2 separate regions of the Mus musculus genome follow, and region 2 is linked to region 1. A link is a loop called in an ENCODE intact Hi-C map of the cell type or tissue named here. Cell type or tissue: left cerebral cortex. All regions are shown on one strand. Each heading gives the region's core, and the rest is flanking DNA. Links, peaks and the distances in the headings are about the cores only. Region 1 overlaps Txnrd3 (thioredoxin reductase 3). Region 2 has its middle 13 kb from the start of Aldh1l1.

Region 1 (12,128 bases), core at 1,286-9,285:
TGAAATCACGCAGGGATTTGCAGCTGCAATGAAATGTGGGCTCACGAAGCAGCTACTGGATGATACCATTGGAATCCACCCCACCTGTGGTGAGGTAAGGAACAGGAGGGTATGTCTGTGTGTATCCATGTGTCTCTCTCTCTGTGTGTGTGTGTGTGTGTGTGTGTATATGTGTGCGCGTGCACGTGCAGGCCGAGGGCACAGCCTTGCGTGTCATTCCTTAGGTACTGTCTACCTCTTTTGGAGACAGGGTGTCACACTGACCTGAAGCTTGCCGATAGCCTAAGCTTGCTGGCCAGCAAGTCCCAGGATGTACCTATCTCCGTCTCCATGACATGGAGATTTTATAAGCATGTACCTGCACATTCAACATGGCTTTCAGGGCTTGAACTTGGGTCCTCACATTGCCAGCTCTTTACCCAGTTAGAGTCTCCCCAGCCCACAGTGAGGTACAACGGCTTTAACTAGCCTAGCTTCAAAACAATTTTGAAATGCAACATCAGAGATTTTTGATTCTAGTATGTTCTATATTAGCAACCTAACTCAATGTGTTCTCTCAGTGCAGCTGGAGCACGTCCTTGTTAAAGCAGCAGTAACGTTGCCATCTCTTGTTTTCTTTGCAAACAGGTATTCACAACATTGGAAATCACAAAGTCCTCAGGGCTGGACATTACTCAGAAAGGCTGCTGAGGCTAGCCCTGCTGCTGTTGGGTTTCCCTGTCACACTCTCACTCTGTGCCCATGACATCTGCTTGGGCACTGGGGACCAGTGCCGGACTTTCTCCTGGCATAGAGACGAGAAGGCGGCAGAGGACCAGCAGCAGCAGCAGCATCTGGAGTCTCAGCTGACGGCATGCAGCAGCCAGGCTGCTTCCTTGACACCTTGGCTCGGAACCTGCAGAGGTGAGCCAAGGCCGACTTCTGCACGTCAGCCTCGACTTCACCCCACGAGGCCTTAGATGGCACAGTGAGCCCACCTCCCTTTCCCAGTTGCTAGTGCTTTGACCCCTCACTTTGTTTCCATGAAGAGATTATCTTTCAGTTGTGGACTTGACTGTAAAGAGGCTTGTTGCCCAGAGTGTAGCACTTATGGATCTGTGGTGTTTGGGGAGCCAGGTTAGAGCAATTGGCTGCACTGGCCTCCCACTAATATAACCTGCTGTCAGAAGCCTGACTCAAGCCTCACTCCTTGCATAGCTCCTGAGGGGAGAACCGTGGAGCCATTCTCCTCCCAGCCTCTAGTCTAACGGAGCATCACAAAGAAGAGAAAAAAAATGTCCTTGTATTGCTATTGGTTTTCCATGTTTATCTTAAGGGTACTATTAAAAAAGATTTTACTACAATTTGTGTGATCTAATTCGTTAAACATGATTTGTTAAGTCATGATCCATTGAAAACTATTACACTAAAATTAAAAAAAAATGCCTGTATTTTTTTTTTTTTCTGAAGCAGAGTCTTACTTGGTGTTAAAATAAGGCTCTCCTGGAACTCAAAATCCTCCTGCCTCAGCCTCCTAAAGGCTGGGATTGCAGGCATGCACCACCATAGCAGTGGCCCTTCTTCTTTATACATCCGTTATCTTGGGTAGTCTGAGCTGACTGGCACCACATGTGATAGGGAAATCATACTTCACAACTGATGTCTAACCAGTTCTCCAAGCACTGCCTGAACTATCAACCAAATGACAGGCCTGACCAGGTAAGAAGATGTGTAGAGGTCAAAGGAAAGAGGTCTGTTTCTAGTTAGTGTGACTAGACATAGGCTAGATGGAGAGAGAAAAGAGGGGCAGACGTGTGTATGTGGGGGAGGGGGAGGGGGAGGGAGCAGGGTCTGTGTAGAGGGGTCTGACTGTCCTGACTCATGACGCCTGTACCCCAGTGCCAGGGACAGACTGCACTCAGGTGTCATTGTATCTAGAATGGCCCACGTAGGAATTAGCTTCTGGGACTGCTGGCTGTTCTCTCACGTATTGGAAGCACTGCTGCGGGATGCTGTGGGTATCAGGTCACTTGGACCCAAGGCCACCAGGATCCCTTACCTGTGATCACTTCTGTCCAATTCAAAGGTGGTGCATGGCTGCTACCCTTTGGGAATGGTGAGTTCAGAATGCTTACCAAATGTGTTCTCAGGAAGGGATTTAATCCTGGAACACACAGTGGTGCTTTTGCAGTTGCTGGCTAGGTGTTGTACACTTCTGTCTGGTCACTGCAGTGTCAGAGAGGCCATGCAGCCAGTTGTGTGAAGAGTAAGCATATTGGATGCACCCCCTCGAGGCAAACACTGACTAGTGCATAGCTGGTCGTCTTTTTTATTGACTTTATGTATGTGAGTATTTTGTTCATGTATGTCTGTGCACCATATGCATGTCTGGTACCTGTAGAGGCCAGAAGAGGGCACTGGATCTCTTGTGGCTGGAGTTAAACAGTTGTGAGCCACAATGGGGTACTGGGAACAGAACTCTGGTCCTCTGGAAGAGCAGCCAATGTTCTTAACCACTGAACCATCTCCTTATCTCCCAAACTGTATTCTTAGAGCATACAGAGCTTCTGGGACTCACGCTTTCCTGTTTAACATCTAGGGAATTAAGCAATTGCCCATTTATAGAGTAAGTGAGAAAAACAACCAACCAGTTCATCTTGGTGTGAGCTCATTCAGATTTCCATCTGGCTTTCCCGGGTGGGGACCTAGTCCTTGGCTTTCATCGGTCTGTGGAGGTCTATGTTTATCTTCATTTCTGAAGGACATTTGCTGAATAGGGGAATCCAGCTTGACTTGTGTTTCCTATCAGCACTGTAAAGGTTAAGTTCCGGGTCGTCTTGTCCTTTATCATTGTGAATGCATCATGCCACTTTGTTGAGTTCCTTCTATGTGCCTTTTCGCATCACTACATAGCTATACTTAAGACATCAGCTGGAGCTCCCCCTTGCTCAGAAAGGAAGGGCCTTGTCCCAGGGCTTCCAGTGGCTACCTGAATCCACAGATGGGACCAGACCTCATCCTGTGCACACACAGAGGGCCTTTCTCATCCCAAGCAGGCTTCTGTCTTATCACATCTGCTCTGTGGTTGGTATGAGAGCACTGCGCCTTCTTCACAGCTCTGTGGGTAGAGGATTCATTCTTTCAGGTCACCACAGCCAACCTGGCACTCAGCACTTTTCTTTCCTTATTAGTAATGATCTCTCTGGAGGAAGCTGCTCTGGGCAAGTGACTCTCCAGGGCCACTGCAGTAGTAAGCCAGGTGCAACTAAGAACAAGCAGCCAATCTGATTAGTGGGAAGGAGGAATCTACTGTGGATACTCAGCATGAAGGAAGGTTCCATATCCCTGGATGGGGGAGGGGGAGAGGGACCATGGGGTGGGGTGGGAGTCTGCTCAGATGAACTGTATATCTCTGGTCTTCTATTTAATGTTTTCAGACTGCAGTTGGTGGGCAACTGAAACCTGGGCAAGCAGGGCGTCACACGGGGACTTATGGTGGATGTTTCTTCATTCTTAGCCTTTCTGGGCTTTACTGAGCTTCTAGGATCCATGACTTGATGTCTTAATGGGAAAATTCTCAGTCATATCTTCCTCAAATATGTTATATATTTTCTGCTTGTAGACTAACAGTGTGGATGCACTGGAATTAATTTTGTGTACCTCAGATTCCTCTTGTTCCCACCTTGACTTGGCCCCAGGGACCCCCCCCCCAATTGTATCCTGTCCCATCCCATCTGCTGCTAAAGGCCTTGCACAGATTTCCCTGGTGTTGCATTGTATGTGTAGATTGGGTTTTCGCTGGTAGAACTGCCATGGCTCTTATATTTTATCTTTCTCTTCAGATTCCCCATATATTTTCATATAGCATCCACCTTTCAGGCCATATGGCATGTTTAAAGTCCTCTGTTTCTCAGAGCTTGGTCGTTCCTGTCTGGCTTTTACTGAATGTTATTCAGTAAACCATGTGGTTGCTGGGAATTGAACTCGGAACCTATAGAAGAGTAGTCAGTGCTCTTAATCATTGAACCATCTCTCCATCCCCTGTGTCCCTTTCTAAGGAGTAATCAGAGGCCACCCTGGTGACCATTTCAGGACCCAAGCTATCTCATCTAGTAAAGGAACATGGGATTTGTATTTTTTTAATAATAGAAGAAAAATTAGGTCATACTAATCTCTATTTAAATTTTAATTGTGTTCATTATACATTCTAATTGCATTTGTTTATTTGTTTTTGTTCACTTATCGTGGAAATGACTTATATCTTCCCACTATGTGGATTCTGGAGATTGAGCTCTGTTCCAGCCACATCCTCTGCTCTCCTTCTGTTTAGTGCCCACCAGGGTCTCCTTGGTATTGGAACTGTTTGTGATAAACGATGAAAGTCAGGAAGGCATCTATATTAAAGGACGAGGGGCAAGGGGTGGCTCTGGCCTGTGTTCTGCCAGCAACAAAGCAGGGCCTCCTACTGTTCCAGTTGACATCTGAAAATAACGAGGGCCCTGATGGCTAAGGAGTCAGTTATGTCTGGGCCTTACTCAGTTGCTGAGGCCATGGGCTGAATCTGCCTCCGTCTCCCTGTTCTCAAGGCCTTGTGTGGGTTGGTTCTCCCTCTGCCAGAGAAGCTCTGCCAGGAGCAGGGTGCATGAGTTACGAATTAGTGCCCGTGTCTAGCTTGCCCTGTCATTGTCCACTTCCACCCCCATAGGCTTGGAGGAAACTGGCTCTCACCACAGGCCCCTGGAGAAAGAGAGCCAGGGTGGAACCAGGATCTGTAAGGGCCTCACTGGGCCCTTACCCACAGAGATATGTCATCCTATGTGGTGTGAAAGCCATGCATTCAGGACTGTCACATGAGGTGAACATTGGCTAACACATCATTTCAATGTACTTAATTTGAAGGGTGTCAGGCCAACCTAGATGTTTTTAAAGATGGACAGCTGTCATAGTGAATCAGTTTCTCCCAGCTTCCAGCCACACAGTCTGGCTGGATTTGACGCTTATCAATGCGTGTGAGTTTCCTCTTTAACACACCCACAGGCTCCAGATTAGACTTTTAACGTCCCAAGATGTCCCAGGCAACCCCCCTTCCCCTAATGAAGCCTTGGGCTTGGTGGGATGGAAGTGATAATTACCCAAGGTTATCTAGGCAGAACCCAACTCAGCCAGAAGAAGACTATAAAGCTAAAAACTGGGCAGAATGAAGGGAGTTACGTTCTGCATGCTCATGTAGGGTGCAGCCCCATTGGATGTCACTGGTTAGACGCTCCTTACCTCTGTTCCAGGAGAGAAGCAAGAGCAAGCCTGCCTAAGCAGACCACCACCCCAGCACAGATGAGCCCGGGAAAGTTCAGGTTCTGTGACTTCTAGGCTGCCTCATCCTCTCATGGTCACCATTTCAAAGGGTCCAGCATCCCTAAATGAGGTCTAGACTTCGCAGGAGCCTGAAGACCTGAGCCTGCTGGCTCCTCCTGCGGATTCCCCTTTGTACCACACGGTGGCACCAGAGAGCAGCGTATATTCTGTAGGGCCAAGGAAGAAACCCAAGGGCCTGCAAAGGACATGGGGAATGCAGCTTCTAGAAGAGACACCATCAATCTCGATGACATTTTACAACCCCTAGTCTCTGCCCATTTCCTCCTCAGGGAGGCCTATCGTCACTCTGCCTCGCCTCCTGTGCTTTCCCTGACATTGTCTGTGGTGAAGTGTGTCTCTCCTTCATCCATTCCTTTACCCAGGTCAGGGCTCCTAGCAGCTCTGGGTACTTTTCAGAAAAAACAAACAAACAAACAAACAAACAAACAAACACACACACACACACACACAAACCAACCCAAAACCTTCCCCTGTAATCTGTGTTTTCCTAAAATCACATACACAACCAAATACGAGCGGGAAACTACAACAACCTATTTAGGGGACCTGGCAAAAGAAGAGCATTGGACACGAATTTCTAGATCAATGATAGCACCACAAGGCAGCTGTGGATCCCACAGCCTTACTTTTCAGCTGCACAGGCAGCCTTCAACTCACAATGGAAGCGTGACAGCATCTTAGCCTTCACAGCGACTTAAGAAGGTTACAACCACAGAATTCCAGTGAACAGGAAAAGAGAGGCGAATCACTTTGCCAAGACCACAGAAATAATCAATAGCGGAGTCCGAATTTGAGGCCCTAGAGCCTGGTTCACTGAGCCCATGGGAGTTTGGGGGGTGTGGTCAGCTGCTGCAGACTCCTCACCTTTTATTCACAAGGGTTATTGCTGCGCCAGGACTGAGGTGGCCGTCCCTCCTTGCTCCAGCAGGTGGCGACAAAGCACCGACTCAAATGTGCTCCTGACCTGGTAGTAAACTTGGTTTGGCTGAAAACATAACCTGCACTTGGTCATGGGAGATGTCTTTCTTGGACTCAAATAAAAGTTGCAAATGGGAGAGTGACTGGGCTAGCAACGAATCTGCCAACATTATGTCTGCAGCCAGTCCCAAGAATAGCTGATCTCATGTGGTTTGGGATCTTAGGGTGGACCAGATTCAATTTCCTCCTGAGAACTCTAGGCCTGGAAGTTACTAGCAGCAGAGCACACTCAACAAGTTCACACACGCACTTATAGAAAGAACTTGACGATAGCAGTGATTTTTAACAGCTCAAAGTCCTGTACCATGGGTGGAAAGGGCTTGTGTGCAGACACACACACACACACACACACACACACGACTTTCATTAGCACCGGTTTTATAATATTCCTAGACTTTAGTATTTTGTTTTTATTTTCACTTTTATCATGGAATTTAAACTTTCCTCTTTATTCTTTCCCGACTCTGGGTCACTTTGCCTGGGTCCACTCTTAACCCTGGGTCACTTTGCCTGGGTCCACTCTTAACCCTGGGTCACTTTGCCTGGGTCCACCCGTCTCTTCTTTTTCCTCTATGTGCAGTGCAGGGCAGCACTGCACTCCACTCTCACTAGGCTCCCCTGTCCTGCAGCAGATTCTCAGCTTTTCCTTACCTTTAAATATCCTGACAGCAGTGGCTAGTGCTGGGGTGATGTGTGTGTGTGTGTGTGTGTGTGTGCATTTGTGTATCTAGACTGTTGCCGTCATTTTCAACCCCAATAAGCCCATATAGAAAACACACAATTCAGTTATATTTATAAGCTATAAGCCTACATTAGGCAGATCTAACACGACACTAACTTATTCTCCAGCTATGAGACCCTTTGCACCTACTTGTATTTTTTTTTGGGGGGGGGGTTGGTTTTTTCGAGACAGTGTTTCTCTGTATAGCCCTGGCTGACCTGCAACTCACTCTGTAGATCAGGCTGGCCTCGAACTCAGAAATCCGCCTGCCTCTGCCTCCCAAGTGCTGGGATTAAAGGCGTGCGCCACCACACCCGGCTATGAGACCCTTTGCTACTTGCAGTTCTCCTGGCCAGGTGGCTCTGCTCCATCTTGGCTTCCCCCTCTTTGTCCTCTCTCCTTCCTTGTCCTCCTCCTCCTTCTACCTGCCCCAAGACCCCCTGTCCCAGCTTTCCTTCCACTGCCCAATCATAGCCTCTAGCCTTTATTTGACCAGTTAAAATGGGGAAAAGGTTCACCTAAGATCACTTGAGTACATGATCAGCTGCTTGTCAGGGAGCAGCCTCTCTTGAGGAAGCAGAATTAACATCAGAATACAAACAGCATCAGGGCTACTCACAACGTATTCCCCCCTTTTGTCCAATAAAAATGCTGTTTTCTCTCAGATATAAATTGAACATAACCCTAACAATTTTGTAAATTATAAAATATGACATACACTTAACATCCAGCCCTTCATATTTGTCAATTTAGATAAAGTACTCTATCATCTCTCCTAACTTAAGATGTTTATAGTTCTGTGCCTCAATTATGTTGATTTTAACTTGTATTCCCATCTGAAATCTATCCTTACAAATCTAGATTATCTTCCTTAGTGCTAAACCACTTAAGTTTGATATAAGACTATAACTAGTCTTCCATCCCATCAGAGATCTGAGAAGAAATTAAATATTACCTGAAGATGTAGGAGGCGCAAAGGTACAACTTCCAAAACTACACAGTTTGTGGTGACAGGTGACTTCCTGGACAGTCCCCTAATTTCTTACAACGTTGGAGCATCTATCTTCAGCCATCTGGCACAGAAACATCTGACAGACCTTTAATGAAACAGGAATTATGAAGAACTAGCTTACCCTGTCTTGGCAGAACTAGGCAGTTGACTATGCCACATCTGTTTGTCCTGTTTTGGACAGTATTTTTGTCTGCAGATGAATTAGGGCAATTCTTGCCCAGGGCTACCTTGCCAAGATGGAAACAACTCAGCCTGGAGGCAATGATGCTCAATATCTTCCTTGAAGTGGGATGGGGACACTCTCAGGATCACACCTGTCTCATAGTCAAATGATCTTCAGTGATGAAATAATATTAAGTTCTATATTCTGTGGATCTCTGAAACTTCTGAAGACTATCTAAATGTAATTGTCAAACATTCATTATGCTTAGCTATTCACTATTTGAATACTATTTGAAAACACTTGTTGTAGTTAATTAGAATCTAATATGACCATAAGTTTCACTATCTAACTATTAACTTACATTACTTAGTCATTGTCTTAGTCAGGGTTTCTATTCCTGCACAAACATCATGACCAAGAAGCAAGTTGGGTTTTATTCAGCTTACACTTCCATACTGCTGTCCATCACCGAGGAAGTCAGGACTGGAACTCAAGCAGGTCAGAAAGCAGGAGCTGATGCAGAGGCCATGGGGGGATGTTTTTTACTGGCTTGCCTCCCCTGGCTTGCTCAGCCTGCTCTCTTATAGAACCAAGACTACCAGCCCAGAGATGGCACCACCCACAAGGGGACCTCCCCTCTTGATCACTAATTGAGAACATGCCTTACAGCTGGATCTCGTGGAGGCATTTCCTCAACTGAAGCTCCTTTCTCTGTGATAACTCCAGCCTGTGTCAAGTTGACACAAAATTAGCCAGTACAGTCATCCTAAACAGTTTGTAATAGCAGCTATTAAAGAGACTGAGTCTAAGCCTTTGCATTCTTTTTATTTTTTTTTAAAGATTTCTTTATTTATTGTATGTAAGTACACTGTAGCTGTCTTCAGACACTCCAGAAGAGGGTGTCACATCTCATTACAGATGGTTGTGAGAAACCATGTGGTTGCTGGGATTTGAACTCAGGACCTATGGAAGAGCAGTCAGTGCTCTTAACTGATGAGCCACTTCTGCAGCTCCCAGCCTTTGTATTCTTATATGAGTTGCATAGGCATAATGCCTATCTACGAGCAATAATATTAATTTAAAATTTTGTATTAATATACAAAATTTTATACCAATGAAAACCTTAAACCAGTATTAATACATACAAATTCTTTACCAATGTAAGAAATTAAAACTTCCAATTTGCATCAAGTATAAAAGTTTCTACCAATGTAAGATTATGGCTATACAATGCTTTGTTTAGGAGTAAATTTAATATCCTATCTCTATTTCTCTAATTTCTATAATATTATTATATCCCCCACTTTCCTTTACAACTCCCTCTCCTTTATCTAAGAAGGAAGCACAGAGAAGAGGAAAGGTAGAAATCCCTGAATCTAAGTTCTCTTGTTTCCTCTTCCTGTCCAAAGTTACAACATTTGCACAATATCCCTCAAAATGACAACATATCTATAATTTATAAAATAGCCAGAACCATCCACTCCAACCTAAGGGATTATAAAAAAGCTCTTCTCCCAGATACAAATTGAACAAAACCATAACTATTAAGCAAACTACACAGTATGAGGTACAAATGACATCTAGTCCATCAATTTGTCAATTTAGATAAAGTAGTCTACCATATTTCCTAAATGAAAGAATTGACTCTATCATTGGATTATGTTTAGAATTTTAGCCTGTAATATCACTAGAAACCTATGTTATCTACTATATAAACTTTCTCTATCTTATGCAACTTGAGTTTGATTATGAGACTAAAACTAGTCTTTATCCCTATCAGAAATCCGAGAGTGACTAAATATTAACTGAAAATATAGGAAGCACAAGGCATAGCTTATGAAACTTGACCAATTTATAAAGATGGTTGATTACCTGGACAGTCCTCCATTTTTCAGAATCCAAGAGCTTCTGTCTTAGGCCTTCTGGTCAAGGATCATCTATCTGACATACTTATTATGCAAAAAGTTGAAGGGCCACTGATCCTGTCTCAGCAAAGCTAATAGTCAACTATACGGCAAAAATTGTCCTTCTCTGGACAGTATTGTCTGTAGATGACCTGTGTCAGCTAGGTGGCAGCCTTGCCACAATAATCAAGCCCAACTGGAGGTAATGATGCTCAATATCTTTTTTGAATTGTGATGGGGGGAGGTACTGTCAGGAGCAGACATGTCTCATAGTCAAATGATTTTTTAATAATGAAATGGCTTTAACTGTTTTATGATTGGTTATTATTAAAATTGGCTCATAAAAAGACACCTGTCTTTCACATGCTCAAACAAGGAGCAGAATTTCATCCTTAACTAGTGTGCACCCTACACAGAATAACACAATCCATACAGATATTTTAATGGTACTTGTCTTAGGGTTTTACTGCTGTGAACAGGCACCATGACCAAAGCATCTCTTATAAGGACAACATTTAATTGGGGATGGTTTATAGGTTCAGAGAATATCTTTTATCATCATCAAGACAGGAACATGACAGCATCCAGGCAGGCATGGTGGAGGAGGAGCTCAGAGTTCTACAGCTTCATCTGAAGGCTGCTAGCAGAATGCTGACTCCCAGGCAGCCAGGACAAGGATATTAAATCCCACACGAACAAAGCCACACCTACTCCAAAAAAGCCACGCCTCCCAACAGTGCCATACCCTGGGCTGAGCATATACAAACCATCACAGTACTTAAATTCTCTTTTGAGATTTGTATATTACAGAGTGTACAGCTTTGGTCAGATTCGTCCTCAGACATGCTGAATTGACGTGTTTGGACTCCTGGTGTCATGGATTCCATGATACCAGGAGTCAAAATCATCTTGCCTCATTCAACCTTTCAGACAGATCCAGTCAGAACTTCAGTCAAGCCCTGAGCTTTCTAGGCATCAGAGACTGAATAACAGTTGCTAGCTTGACTTTCTTAAGGCCTAACCAAATCTAATTTTCCTACCCTTCCCCTCCCCTTTAAAGATATTTCAGCTTCCAAACGCTGACACCATTGCATACACTAGCAAGATTTTGCTGAAAGGACCCAGATATAGCTGTCTCTTGTGAGACTATGCCGGGGCCTAGCAAACACAGAAGTGGGTGATCACAGTCAGCTATTGGATGGGTCACACGGCCCCCAATGGAGGAGCTAGAGAAAGTACCCAAGGAGCTAAAGGGAACTGCAACCCTATAGGTAGAACAACATTATGAACTAACCAGTACCCCGGAGCTCTTGACTCTAGCTGCATATGTATCAAAAGATGGCCTAGTCGGCCATCACTGCAAAGAGAGGCCCATTGGACTTGCAAACTTTATATGCCCCAGTACAGGGGAACCCCAGGGCCAAAAAGGGGGAGTGGGTGGGTAGGGGATTGGGGGGGTGGGTATGGGGAGCTTTTGGGATAGCATTGAAAATGTAAACGAGGAAAATACCTAATAATAAAAAAAAAAGAGAAAAGTGAAAAAAAAAAAGATATTTCAGTTTACCAAACTCTGTAAAATGAAACACATCCATTTGCCAAACTTCATTTCTTTGGGTACCTTTAGGATTACTTCCTGTAGGTAATGGAATTTGGTTATATAATGAGCAAGTATGACATTGCGTCACAATTTACTTGGCTTGTTGTCAAATGGCAAAAAATTATTTCTTTAAATCCTTGCTGTTAACATGGTGTTTTTTATGTTTAGCAATTGAATATTAATTAATTAATTAATTAATTTTCAGAATGATATTCTTTTTTATTAGATATTTTCTTTATTTACATTTCAAATGCTATCCCGAAAGTTCCCTATGCCCACCCTTCCTGCCCTGCTCCCCTACTTACCCACTCCCACTTCTTGGCCCTGGCATTCTCCTGTACTGGGGCATATAAAGTTTGCAATACCAAGGGGCATCTCTTTCCAGTGATGGCCAACTAGGC
Region 2 (12,128 bases), core at 1,995-9,994, 860 kb after region 1:
TGGGTAGAGAAGAGACATGGGACAGAGCTGGGGGTGAGGGATCGAGGGTGGTGGTTTCCATGTGACAATGGAAGCAGAGCCCAGGTGTTCACAACTGCAAGCCAGGGCCAGCCAAGATGCAGGATCTCCCCCCCCCTCCCCCCCAATGACTCAGAAGCAGTGAGACTGGCAATCGGTGAGCTTCCAACCTGCAAGGGTTGCAAGTACATGCATTTCTGCTTTCAGCGCCCTGATTTGCAGCATTCTGTTACTGCAGTTCTGGGAAAGAGAAACAGAAACCTAGGGTGGAGACCATGGACCAGCAAAAATAGCCAGGGCCAGCTTAGCTGGGGGTGGGGGTGGGGTGCTGTGGACCATTGGAATCACATAACATTCTGGTGTCTCACTGGAATTGAAAGCAGGATGCTCCAAGTCACAGTCAAGGGTAAAATCCCCACAGTTTGATGTCCAGGAAGCCCACTGTTTTCCATGGTGAAGAGCCATAAAAATGTTTACCTTGTGGCCTGGCATGGTTGCAAAGGCCTATACATCCAGGGCTTTGGAGCCAACGGCTGAACACAAGTTCAAGGCATCTGGGCTACAAAAGAGACCCTGTCTCAACAAAACAAACACTGTCTTGTGCCTCTGTCAGAGGGAGGAAAATAGTACCCATTTATAAACCCTCTTAGTGCCGTCTCCATAATGGAAGCCAACACTGCCAGGACTTTGCCAGATTGTTGTCTGGTGCAAAATGAAGCCAGCCTTCCAGCCCCTAAATCTGGCTTTGTGTTTCACCTAAGCTGGAGAGAGGGCAGAGGTTTTTTTTCAGAATGATCTCTCATGGCCACAACCCAAGAATACCCTTCTCAGGAGACAGATCCTCTCCCTATATTAAGCATGCTCCAGCCTGGGTTCAGGGGTTACAGTTGAAAGATCTGCAAGAGAAAGACTCTCTTTCAGAATTGCTTGGGGGGGGGGCAGGGGGGCACCTCAGTGGACAAAGGTGCTTGTTGCCAAGTTTGATGACCTAAGTTCTATACCCAGGATCCACTCGGTGGAAAGAGAGAACTGATGCCCACAAACTGACCTCTGACCTCCTAATACCCCTCACATGGCATAGTTCCCACCCATACATATACTTCACTAAATTAGACATAGTTGTGAAATTTTCTCAGAGAAACACAAAGATGACAGAAGAATCAAAAGAATAGAGTAGCCGGGCGGTGGTGGCACACGCCTTTAATCCCAGCACTTGGGAGGCAGAGGCAGGTGGATCTCTGAGTTCGAGGCCAGCCTGGTCTACAAAGTGAGTTCCAGGACAGCCAAGACTATACAGAGAAACCCTGTCTCGAAAAACCAAAAAAAAAAAAAAAAAAAAAAAAAGAATAGAGTAGAGTAGGGCATGGTGGAACACACCTTTACTCCCAGCACTTGAGGGCAGAGGCAGGAGGATCTCTGTGAGTTCAAGACCAACCCGGTCTACACAGTGAGTTCCAGGACAGCCAAGGCTACCACTGTCAAGATGTCCAGAGAGAAAGAGAGAGAGACAATGGACTTTGAAGCTACAGGCATTGTCAGAGTGGTGGTTTGAATGAAAATGGCCCCCTCTAGCCACAGGGAGTGTCACTATTATGGGTGCGGCCTTATTGGAACAGGTGTGGCCTTGTTGAAGAAAGTGTATCGCTGGGCTTTGAAGTTTCAGAAACTCAAGCTAGACTGTGTCACGCTCTCTTCCTACTGAGCAGATCCAATTGTAGACCTCTCAGCTGCCTTTCCAGCACCATGTCTGCCTGCAGGCATCCATGGTTTCCTCCATGATGATAATGGACTAAACCTCTGAACCTGTAAGCCAGCCCCAATTAAATGTTTTGTTTTTATAAGAGTTGCCATGAAACCGGGCGTGGTGGCACATGCCTTTAATCCCAGCACTCGGGAGGCAGAGGCAGGCGAATTTCTGAGTTCGAGGCCAGCCTCGTCTACATAGTGAGTTCCAGGACAGCCAGGGCTATACAGAGAAACCCTGTTTCGAAAAAACAAAAACAAAAACAAAAACAAAAAAAAAGTTGCCGTGATCATGGTGTCTCTTCACAGTGATAGGAGCCCTAAGACATTACACAGTGTTAAACACGGCTCCATTCCCAGCTAAGTTTACATAGCATTTAACACCAAACACCACTCCTGTCAACCAATGCCTCAGGTCTGGCTTTCAGCAAAAAGTTTCAAAATATCCTAAAAGGAAAAGCCATAGTCTGCAGTATCAAGGAAAAAAAAGGGGGGGGGGGACCCAGGCAGGACATGATTCAGGTGACTGGACAGGGAGGCAGACCAGACTGAATATATTGCGATTCCTATGGAAGACAGCAGGCGGCAGTCAGGAGAAGGAGCAATGTGATGCAGATCTTAACTCTGAGCAAGAAGATAAAAATGTAAAGACATTAAATATGGATGTCCTCAGTGGGTAGAACACAGACTGGATGCGGTCAAAGGTCAACAACAGAAGCTCTGTAACTGAAGAGAAAAAAGAACACAGGTTAGATGAGCATATTTTAGCAGAGAATCAGAGAGAAAATCTAGAAGGACTCTGAAGAAACTACTTCACAAGGGTACCTTTGAATACCTTTAATTTTTCTGCCAGAGACAAAGTGAGCAAGGAGAGAGTAGGGGTAGGGGGCTGATGAGATGGCCAGATGGCTCAGTGGTTAATACCTGAATGGTTCTTTCAGAGGTCCCAGCAGTCATGTCTGGCCTCACACAACTGCCTGAAACTCTAGCACCAGGGAGATCTAATACCCCATTCTGGCCTCCACATTGTTCCACTGTGCTTGAGTGGTATATACTCATACAAATGCAGACAACATACACATAGTTAAAAAATAAACCTTTCAGTAAATAAAATAAATAAGAGAGTGGGTAAAAATTTAAAACACTTGAAAGCAAAGCCAGTGACTTGAACTGTACATAAAACAAAAATTTTTTTTAGAAGTAAAGGAGAAAGATTCTGTCCGATAAAAGCTGAGGAAATTCATTGCCAATAGACACATCCTGCTGGAAATGTTAACTGTGAGGGCCATAGAGATGGCTCAGAGGTTAGGAGTGGGTGTTGCTCTCTCAGAAGGCCTGGGTCTGGCTGCCAGCACCCACAGGGAGAGAGAGACAGAGACAGAGAGAGACAGAGAGACAGACAGAGACAGAGAGACACAGACAGACAGACAGACAGACAGACAGACAGACAGACAGACAGACAGAGAGACAGAGGCTCCGAGGATGGCTCTGAAGAGATGCATGTGCAGCACAGAGCTCGTGGGCTTAAGGGGATTGTCTTGTGGCATTAGTGGTAACAGCTAGGCAAGTGTCCCTGGGCACAGGAGGGGCAGATGTCTGGCTTACCTTTGCAATGAGTAAGTCAACAGACAGAGAGATCAGCACAGTGGCCACACCCAAAGAACATACATCCTCCACTCCAGCCTGTAGTCCTTGGGTGGCAGGATGAGCAGCAAGTGACTGGGAGCAGGGCCCTTTATGTTTGATGTCTCCACCCAGCCGTGACGGCAAATGTATGTGCAAGTCTCACACGTCACCGTCTTTTGAAACACGGTTTCTGGGTGGGAGATGGTGACACCTAGCCCCTCCTCTGCACCCTTGTGCTTATAAATGGTGATGATACTGTAGGATCCTTCCAGAACCACAGGACTACCCCTTCTGTCCCCTTTAGACATTGGACATGGACAGGAAGGCCCATTTCCTTGGAGACAGGTCTTTTGAGTCAAGACTGCGGGCATTTGGCTGCAAAGCAAAAGCTCTCTGCACCCTGGGGCTTGTGGTCCAGGGTCCAGGGAGGTAAGAGGCCATAGGCTCCTTGGCAACAGGCAGGGGTCCCCAGCAGGCCAAATGGCCACACAGGTGCCCCCCTCCTTATAGTCAGCCCATGTTTCCGGGCCTTTGTGTCCCCATCGGTGACAGGACAAAGCTCCTTGTTCTCTGCTTTCCTGGGAGAGTTGCCATGCCAGGACCATGGCCAGGGAGCAGGATGCCTCTGCCATACAAATTAGACCTGCAGCTTGTTTCTGCCAAGATCTGTGGGGCTGATGATCTCAGACCAGTGTGAGTATGTGTGTGTGTGTGTGTGTGTGTGTGTGTGTGTGTGTGTGTGTGTGTGTGTGTGGTGGCGGTGGGGGGGGGGCAGAGGGTTTGCTCTGCAGGGCCACAGAAATGGCAGAGGACAGCTGAGGAGGTGTGCTGTTGTCGTGGGGGCTGTTCCTTGCTGCAAACTCGAAGTCTGAGGAGGTGTGCTCAGCATGGTCCCTGTGAGGGATCAAGCAATACACTCACATGCTTCAAACCTCAAGATGAAAAAAAAAAAAAAGCTTTGAAAACTTTAGAGCCCCTACTACCTGGCCCTCCTGTGCCCCCAGAGGAGCTTGCACAGGCTTTTGTGATTCTGACACTATTACAGCAATACAAACCGGAATGAACGGGAACATGTATTCTACTCTCTGCTCTTTTCATGCAAGAAAGATCTGGAATTTTCACTGATTTCTTTTTAAGCATAGTAGCCTGTCCTGGAGGCCTAGAGAGCTATGCACAGCTGTGATACTTTGTGGTGAACTCTGGGCTTTTAAATGAAGACTTTGTGGGTAGGAATTCGAGGTGAACTTTTGTGGGTATGTCTGTTTTTTATGACCCCTTTCTCTCACCATAGCTGTGCCCTCAGCCTTGCCTCCTAGGGACTTGCCTGGGCTACAGGTAATGTGGTCCCCATTTTCTAGTTTTTTTCTTTAATGTATATGGGTGTTTGTTTGCCTGCATATATGTCTGTGTACCTTGTGGGTGCCAAGTACCTGTAGAAGCCAGAAGAAGGTCTTGGGTCCCCTAGGATTATAGTCACAGACAGTTGTGAGCTACCATGTGTGTCTTGGGAATCAAGCCCAGTCCACAGCAAAAGTGGCAAATGCTCCTAACCACTGAGCCACCTCTCCAGCCCTTCTTTGATATTTCCCAGTTGTGTACTTACATTGTGTGGTTTTGAATGGGAGTGGCCTCTCAACAGGCTCATGCGTTTGAATGCTTGGTCGCCAGTTAGTGGAACTATTAAAGTTTTAAAAACGCACACTATTCCCAGTTAGCACTGTCTGTCTGTCTGTCTGTCTGTCTGATGGTTGTGGTCTCAACATGTAAGCTCTCAGCTACTGCTCCAGCATCATTCCTGCCTACCTATTGCCATGTTTCCTGCCACAGTGGCCATGAACTTGCCCTCTGCCAACAAAGCCTTTCTTCCCTCAGTTGCCTTGGTACTGTGTCTTGTCACAACAATTTAAAAGTAACTAAGACAGCACCCCTTGATGGTACGTCTTTTTGACCCTCATAAGCCATGCGATCCTACATCCATAGAGAAGCTGCTGTGGCCAGCGACTGTTATCAATATTATGCACACATCTATGAAGAGCCCCACCTGGGCTGGGTCTTCACTGTCACAGAGGAAGCTAAACCCTAAGGGGCTGTCAGAGTTGTCACTGCTCTTCCCTCCAGCCATGACCTGCCAGCTTTATTAGGCCGGATGCTTTGGCTCTGCCTCTGGCATGAAGAAGACATGGACAGAGACCAGCTGTGCTGAGGGCCACAGAAATAAAAGCAGATGGAAACATTTGTTCAGAGTCTCTGAGATTTGGGGACATCAGTTACCATAGCACAGCAGTGTAAGCTGTGTGTGGAGCAATGAGCTGTGCAGAAGAAACTAGTGCCAGGCTAAGTATGGTCTCTGCCCCGCTGAGGACCAAGGAATAAATACTGCCTTAACAGGGGAGGTGGGAACCACAGGGTTAAGGCTACAAGGATGGAGAATCGTGTTCTCAATAGGCTAAAACTGTGAGATGCCAATCAGATCCCCCGATGGCATGGCCAGGTGTGTGGTTGGATGTATGATCCCACCACCAGAACAAGGTTTAAGGTGGACATAGACAATGTATGGAGCTCAGATGGAAGGTTAGGAGCCAGGCACTGGGGAGGGAGTAAGTATCCCACTCAGCCTCCAAACACAAGGACTGGAAGTCCACAGAAGTGCTCGGAGGGGAGACACTGCTGGAGGTATCCTGCGGTGATACATGGAAAGACTGTGTCCTCAGAGCCCAGGCTGCCCTCAAATTCACAATCCCCCTGCCTCTGCCCCCAAAGCTTCTGAGAAATCCAGGTGGTACCACTTGACCTAGGATGTTTTAAGCTACCCAAAGAGAAACTCCAGGTAACCAGGAGCTTGGAGACTCGGAGATCTGCATAAGCCTTGCTTCACAGCTGCCCCGAGAGAACACTGTAAGAACCTGGGAGTGGGCTGTGATGTGGATTGCAGTTCCCTTCTGTTTATGTCACATGGATTGTTTCCCAGGTTCAGCAATGAAGTGCACAAATTCAAAAACTCAGTAACCTGATTTAAAGGAGTCTTAATTACACCTATGGTACATAAAAATATGCAATAAAATGGAGGACTCCGGTATGAGATGCAAATTCTCACTTAGCTTGCCTACCATGCCTAAGGCAAATCTGATTCTCTCTCTCATCCTCTCTCTCTTTCCCTCTCTCTCACTCTCTCCCTCTCCCTTCTCCCTCTCTTCCCCCTCTCCTGCTTCCTCCCCCCATCTCTCCCTCCCCTCCCCTACCCCCCTCCTGCAACAGATAAGAAGTAGTGGGGTGCAGTGGAGTTAAGCAGCCAGGCACAGGTACAGAGAGGCACAGAGCACTGGATCAGAAGTCTCTGCTACCAAGGCAGGCCAGTAGCACGCAGAACCCGGCAGCGAGCCCCGGGCTCCCTCTAGTGGCCAGAACTGCCGAGTGTGCCCACTGTAGCTCACCTGACAGGGTGCTGTGCCTGAGGCAGGATGTCCCCTCCCATCTTTCTCCAACATCCTAGTAAGGCTTTGGCCATATCTGGAAATGCCTCTGGCCTTGCTGTGAGTGAACGAGTGAACAAAGGACTAATGTGCACAAGCAAGCCGACCAGAGCCTTAAAGAGCATTCTCAGTAGGTCATGATTTGATGGGAATTGTGAGTTTAGGGGACACTAGGGTTAGAATGGAAATTTTTTTGGCAATGAAATTATTTTAAAAACAAGACCTAGCCAAGGTTTTATGAAAGCCAAACACGTGTGGGCTTGACCTCTACCACACTGCAGTTTTGGTTCCAAATCACAGTAGTAAAGGCAACAGCATGACGAGTGCTGTGACTGTGTTAGCGACTCATCTGTTAAGGACAGCTAAGATGAACCGCCATGTCGTCTTCTCATCTTGCCTTTGTTTTTAGTGGGTGTGTAGCTACTGCACATATGCAACACCAGCATCTCCTCTGGTGCTGCCCCCTCTCCATGTTCCTCCAGTCCCTCCTACCTTGTTTCTTGGTCTTAGCCTTATTGACTTGCCTTGCCAAGGGATCAAGACAGAAGTGTCATTCTGAGGCCAGGATATAAGAGGTCATAGCTCCTGCCAGGGTCTCCCAACAGTGGCTCAATGAGGAGTTTTCTGAGGTTCCCAGTGATAGTAGCTCAGCCACTTTAAGGCCTCCAGTCAGTTCCAGTTAACTGGCGGCCCCAGCAGCCTTTGACTGCCACCATATAAGCAACCCACAGAAGAGCAAGTGTGCGCAGTTCTCCCTATGGGCTTTTACCACCATGTTTAAAAAGCAAGAGTAGATATCTAAAGAAACTGCACAAAGCCACAATCTACTAGCCAAGATCTGGTGTCCTCAGAGCAGAGATGTGTAGCCCTCCTTTAGAGAAGCAGCAGGCACGCTTAAGTCACAATAAGACCAAAGAACATTGATGGGGTACCAGTATATACAGGAGTTGCTTGTATGTCCTAGCAACCATTCTTTAAACCAAATGAGTATAGATTCATGATAACACAATTGTCCGGAAACAGCATCAACTCCTTGGGTACATCCAGTTCCTGGTACAGGCCTCCAGGGAAGCTGGGAGAGGTTCCGCAATGAGCTCACTGGTAGACCTTGTGTCCTGGGAGATTTCCAGCAAAGTTGACAATGTGGTTCTGCTTTTGAAGGACTGGACATGTTCTCCTTTGCCACCACAACCTCACTGCACACTGCACTTGATATAAAACAGAGGCAAAGGTGGCTGGTCTGGGGAATCTCTAAAGGAGACTCAAGTACGTGCCAATGGCAGCAACAGTGGAGAACCACGGCAATGCCAAGTGAGTGAGTTGCCCCAACTCTGTTCATGAGAACAGCTGACAGTGGGCAGCTCTGCCAAGCCTGTATGCTCTGAGTGCCCAGGCCACACGGGCTGATGACTTCCCAGGAGAACCTAGCAGCCCTGGGGTAGCACGGTCCTGACTGGCCTGGCAAGAGTTTCTAACCACCCCCTTCCTCTACAGAGGCTAGTAGATCATTGCATTCATGAGTGGCATTGGCCAAGGCAAAGGTACCTCAGCCTTTGGAAGGGAGACGCTATCTATAGGTCACACTTGTCTCTAGGGAAAACTTCCATGTGCTCACCATGTACAAATTCTAGTGAGACAAAAATTAAAGAAAGGATTTTTTTTTAGGATGGAGGAGACCTAGGCATGCATTTGTAGTGAGGGAGCCGGGGGGGGGGGGGGGGGGATGGGTATGTGTGAATTCCTGAGCAAGTGTGTGTTGCTGGCAAGGGCAGAGCCATATCAAGGACCCATTGCCTCAGACCCAGCAGAGTGGCAAAGCCTTCCCCAAGTGAGACTCTGCTCTGAGGGATCGAAAAGTCTCCCTCTGATCCAAGAATCAGGGTTTACAAATTATTGACCATCGGGTGCAAAGATGAGCAACAGCAGCTTCCTCCTTCAGGACTGCCACCTGAGACTGCTCCCCAGCAGAGACCTCCGTATGGAACTACCTAATGCTGCTTCACTGGGCCCCACCACAGCAAGCACGGCCCACCCCATCCCAGCTTTTCCGTACGTGTCTGCCCATTCTCAGTTCCTGCATTGTCCCAGTCAGCTTTTCAGGACCATGGCATGCAGGATGTACTGGTATGGGCTGAAGGGGAATAAGCAATGAATACAGGAGGCCCACTGCTTCCACAGTGGTGGCTTGTTTCAATGGTGGCTGAGTTCGATGGCTTTCTGCCACAGCGTGGTGATAGTGACAACAAGAGTGATCCCTTCAGGTGCCCACACTCACAGGGAACTAACTTCCTACACCAACTACCAGCTTTGTGCCTGGGAGCAGTGCTTCATGGGAGGGTGACTTCACTGGCTTGTGCCATCTGACCAGTAATGACATTCCATAAGCCCACAGCATGGGTTCCAGGGGGAACCTATAGATTCCCACACAGGGATATGTTCCCACAGCTACCCTTCCTGGAACTGCCTTAGGCACACAACAGAAGAGCCCAGGGACTTTGATACAACACAGTGGGTACACGCTAGTGGTTGCTCAACTTGGGCTACCAGAGCCTAGCCAGGGCTGGAAACCAGAGCCTGCTGCTCTCCTCTCCCTTCCTCCCTTCTCAGCTGAGCCCCAGCTTCCCAGGCCAGCAGGACCTACCAGGGGTAAGTTGCCCTGCCCTTACCTGACTGGATCCTGTCTGCCAGTCTTCAGGGTTGGGTACAAGTGGGAGCATTACAAGTTGCTGGGACCCAGGAGGTGTTTGGGGTCATGTACCTATCTGCAGAGTGACTGAGTCCATCTTCCTGCAGACAGGCCTTGGTGATGTGGAGACCAAGGTGAACTAACAAATGTCCCTTCCTGGGATCTGCCACTGGAGGGAGAATCCTGAATCAGGCAGCTCATAAACAGCCACAGGACACATGGGGACTCCCGTCCATGTGCCTCCATGGCTGCCTTTGTTCTCCCCGGAACTCCCTTTGCTGAGGAGAAGTAGAAGTCTGAAGAGCTGTCTGCCTGGCTTTTTTACTCAGGCCCTATATCCAGGTCCCCTCAGTCAGGAGAGGCCAGAACAAACTGAGTGACATAACCCAGGGATTCAATACCTCAGGGGCTTGTTTCCCTCCTGCTCTAAATCTCAGGTCCTGGCTCTCCAGGACAGTGCCCTTCCAAGCAACGGATCGCCCATTGCAATACTCTGTGACTCCACCGTCTGTCTGTGCATTGGAGAGAGGGAGTTAGAGAATTCTCAGCATTGGCCCTGACTTCTCAAATGCTTCAGCCCTGAAGGGATCTTCTCAGAGCCGCTGGCAGACTATGGAGAACAAAGAAGGGTTTCCAGGGAGATGTGGGAATGCAGTTGGGCACTTGGGGTTGCAAATGTCTCCCCCATCACTACCCCACATACAAAATAAATATGTTAATGCCTCATGGGACTCAAGAAAGAGACAGGGCATGCCTGTGGAGCTCTGGTGGTCAGGATAATACGGCACATAAAGGGCACTGAGTCACCAGCCCTGCAGCTCTGGGACAAGTCCAAGTAGAGATGGCTGACTGGACTGTCTAATAGGACCTCATTCTGACTATGGACGACATCTGTGTAGAGGCCTTTATCTAAGTAACAGCTTTCTGTGGGATCAGTCTCATGAGAAGCTGGCCAGTCCCTTTCAGCATCTCTCATCTCTGTAGAAGATGGAGTGGGCAGAAGGAGCCATCTCTACCTGTAGGGTAGGTTTGCTCATCTAATCAGAGATGGTGGGTGGGCCTGAACACAGACTAGTGAAGGAAAGGGTCATACACTCTGAGAGGAACAGTTAGGAAAGCCACCGTGAGGAAGGAGCTGAAGGGTGACTGGCACTCATAGAAAGAGCTCCACGGGAACAGTCATCCTCATGAATGACATGTAACTGAGAGGGAGTAACCGTGAGGCTTGTCACAGCATCCTGGAGAGAGAGCCTGGGACCTGGGAATATACTGAAAGGATAATGAAGCAGGAGGAGAAAGCACCCTGCCTCCATAGCAGTGGGCCCTGTGGCTGGCTCTTCATCCCATGGAACCTTCTTGGGAACCATTTGAAATGAGTCTATATGTCCAGGGCCTGGAAAGTCCTACCTGTTGGCTGCCTTGACTGTGGAGACCTTCCACTCTGCTGACTGACCCCTTGTTGGGACATCAGGCAAGCCCCTACACTGAGGCAGAGCCTTTGCACCTGCAGGGGCTGGAAGCTGACTAGTACAGTGTCCCTAAGCCAGACCACAGGGACAGCCACTGTGCAGGAAAGGTCTCCAGGAAAGCAAGGTGACTTTCCACAGGCCATTCCATCTCCTCCCCAACAGGCATGATTGGAACTGAGCAGTGCACAGGGCAAAACCCACAAGTGGCTACATATGTCACTGTCAGTTAAATAAGGCTTCTAGATCTTACCAGAATGGTCTGGAAGGAAAACTGAGATGGCTACAGGTCAGGGCCCTTCCTGGGAAGCAGAGGTTCTCCATGAATCTGCAGTGAAGTGCAACTCTCCCAGCCCTTCACCTGCCTGTGTGAGTGTGCGCGCTCACAGGCTGTGGTGGGGCATGGAGGTCAGAGGACAGCTTTTCTCCTTCCACCTCGTTTTGCGGTAGGGTACATCATCCAACATTGGTACTGTCACCCACTGCTTCCCCTGGAGTTTTGCTGTCCTACTTCAGCAGATGAGCCCAAACAAGATATTCTCTCTCTCTCTCTCTCTCTCTCTCTCTCTCTCTGTGTGTGTGTGTGTGTGTGTGTGTGTGTGTGTTCTTTAGAGAGGCCAGAGAAGCCATATGGTAGGATCACCCATCTTGTACTAACACGAAACACAGATAAAGGCAACCTACCATTCATCCACCTTTCCATCCACAGATCCATCCACCCACACACCCATCTGTGTAGTCCTCCTCCTCCTCCTCCTCCTCCTCCTCATTTCCTTCTGCCTTCCCCGATTCTATCTACCCATCCAACTATGGAGGCACTCATCTTTACATCCATTCTTACACTCACCCTCTATCCCTACCTCCCTTCTATCCATCCCTCCACATCTATATATGCATTTCTTCCTCCCTCCCTTTTTCTTTATTCCAGTTCTGATTATTTTATTTATCTATTTATTATTCATTCAGTCAACTTGACATAAGCTAGAGTCATCTGGGAATAGGGACATCAGTTGAAGAAATGTCTCCATCAGATTGGCCCAGTGTAGCCAGTGCTAACCTGGGCAAGTGATCTGGGATTGTATGAGAAACAGCTGAGTAAGTTACAGGGAACAAGCCAAT

What was found. Peaks named below come from ENCODE experiments on the same cell type or tissue, not always from the same donor. Only the 100,000 strongest peaks of a DNase experiment are listed, where the experiment ranks them.
Region 2: a loop joins it to region 1, with 4 times the contacts of the local background. A loop is called at or near these places in 11 of 42 quality-filtered maps.

The regions. Positions count from the first base shown.
Region 1 is chr6:89,674,102-89,686,229 of GRCm38, forward strand. Txnrd3 (thioredoxin reductase 3) reads left to right here. Exons shown (of 16, transcript NM_001178058.1): 15 at 1-94; 16 at 628-1,428. The coding sequence ends at 696. Among named protein-coding and RNA genes, the nearest start is that of Vmn1r40, 34 kb to the right of the region's middle. In left cerebral cortex, for the core only: CTCF peaks have their summits at 5,466 (motif pointing right) and 6,271 (motif pointing right); DNase peaks (open chromatin) are centred at 5,471 and 6,272.
Region 2 is chr6:90,531,370-90,543,497 of GRCm38, forward strand. No RefSeq gene overlaps it. Among named protein-coding and RNA genes, the nearest start is that of Aldh1l1, 13 kb to the right of the region's middle. In left cerebral cortex, for the core only: CTCF peaks have their summits at 2,353 and 6,787 (motif pointing left); DNase peaks (open chromatin) are centred at 2,350, 3,933 and 6,786; H3K27ac peaks cover 399 bases.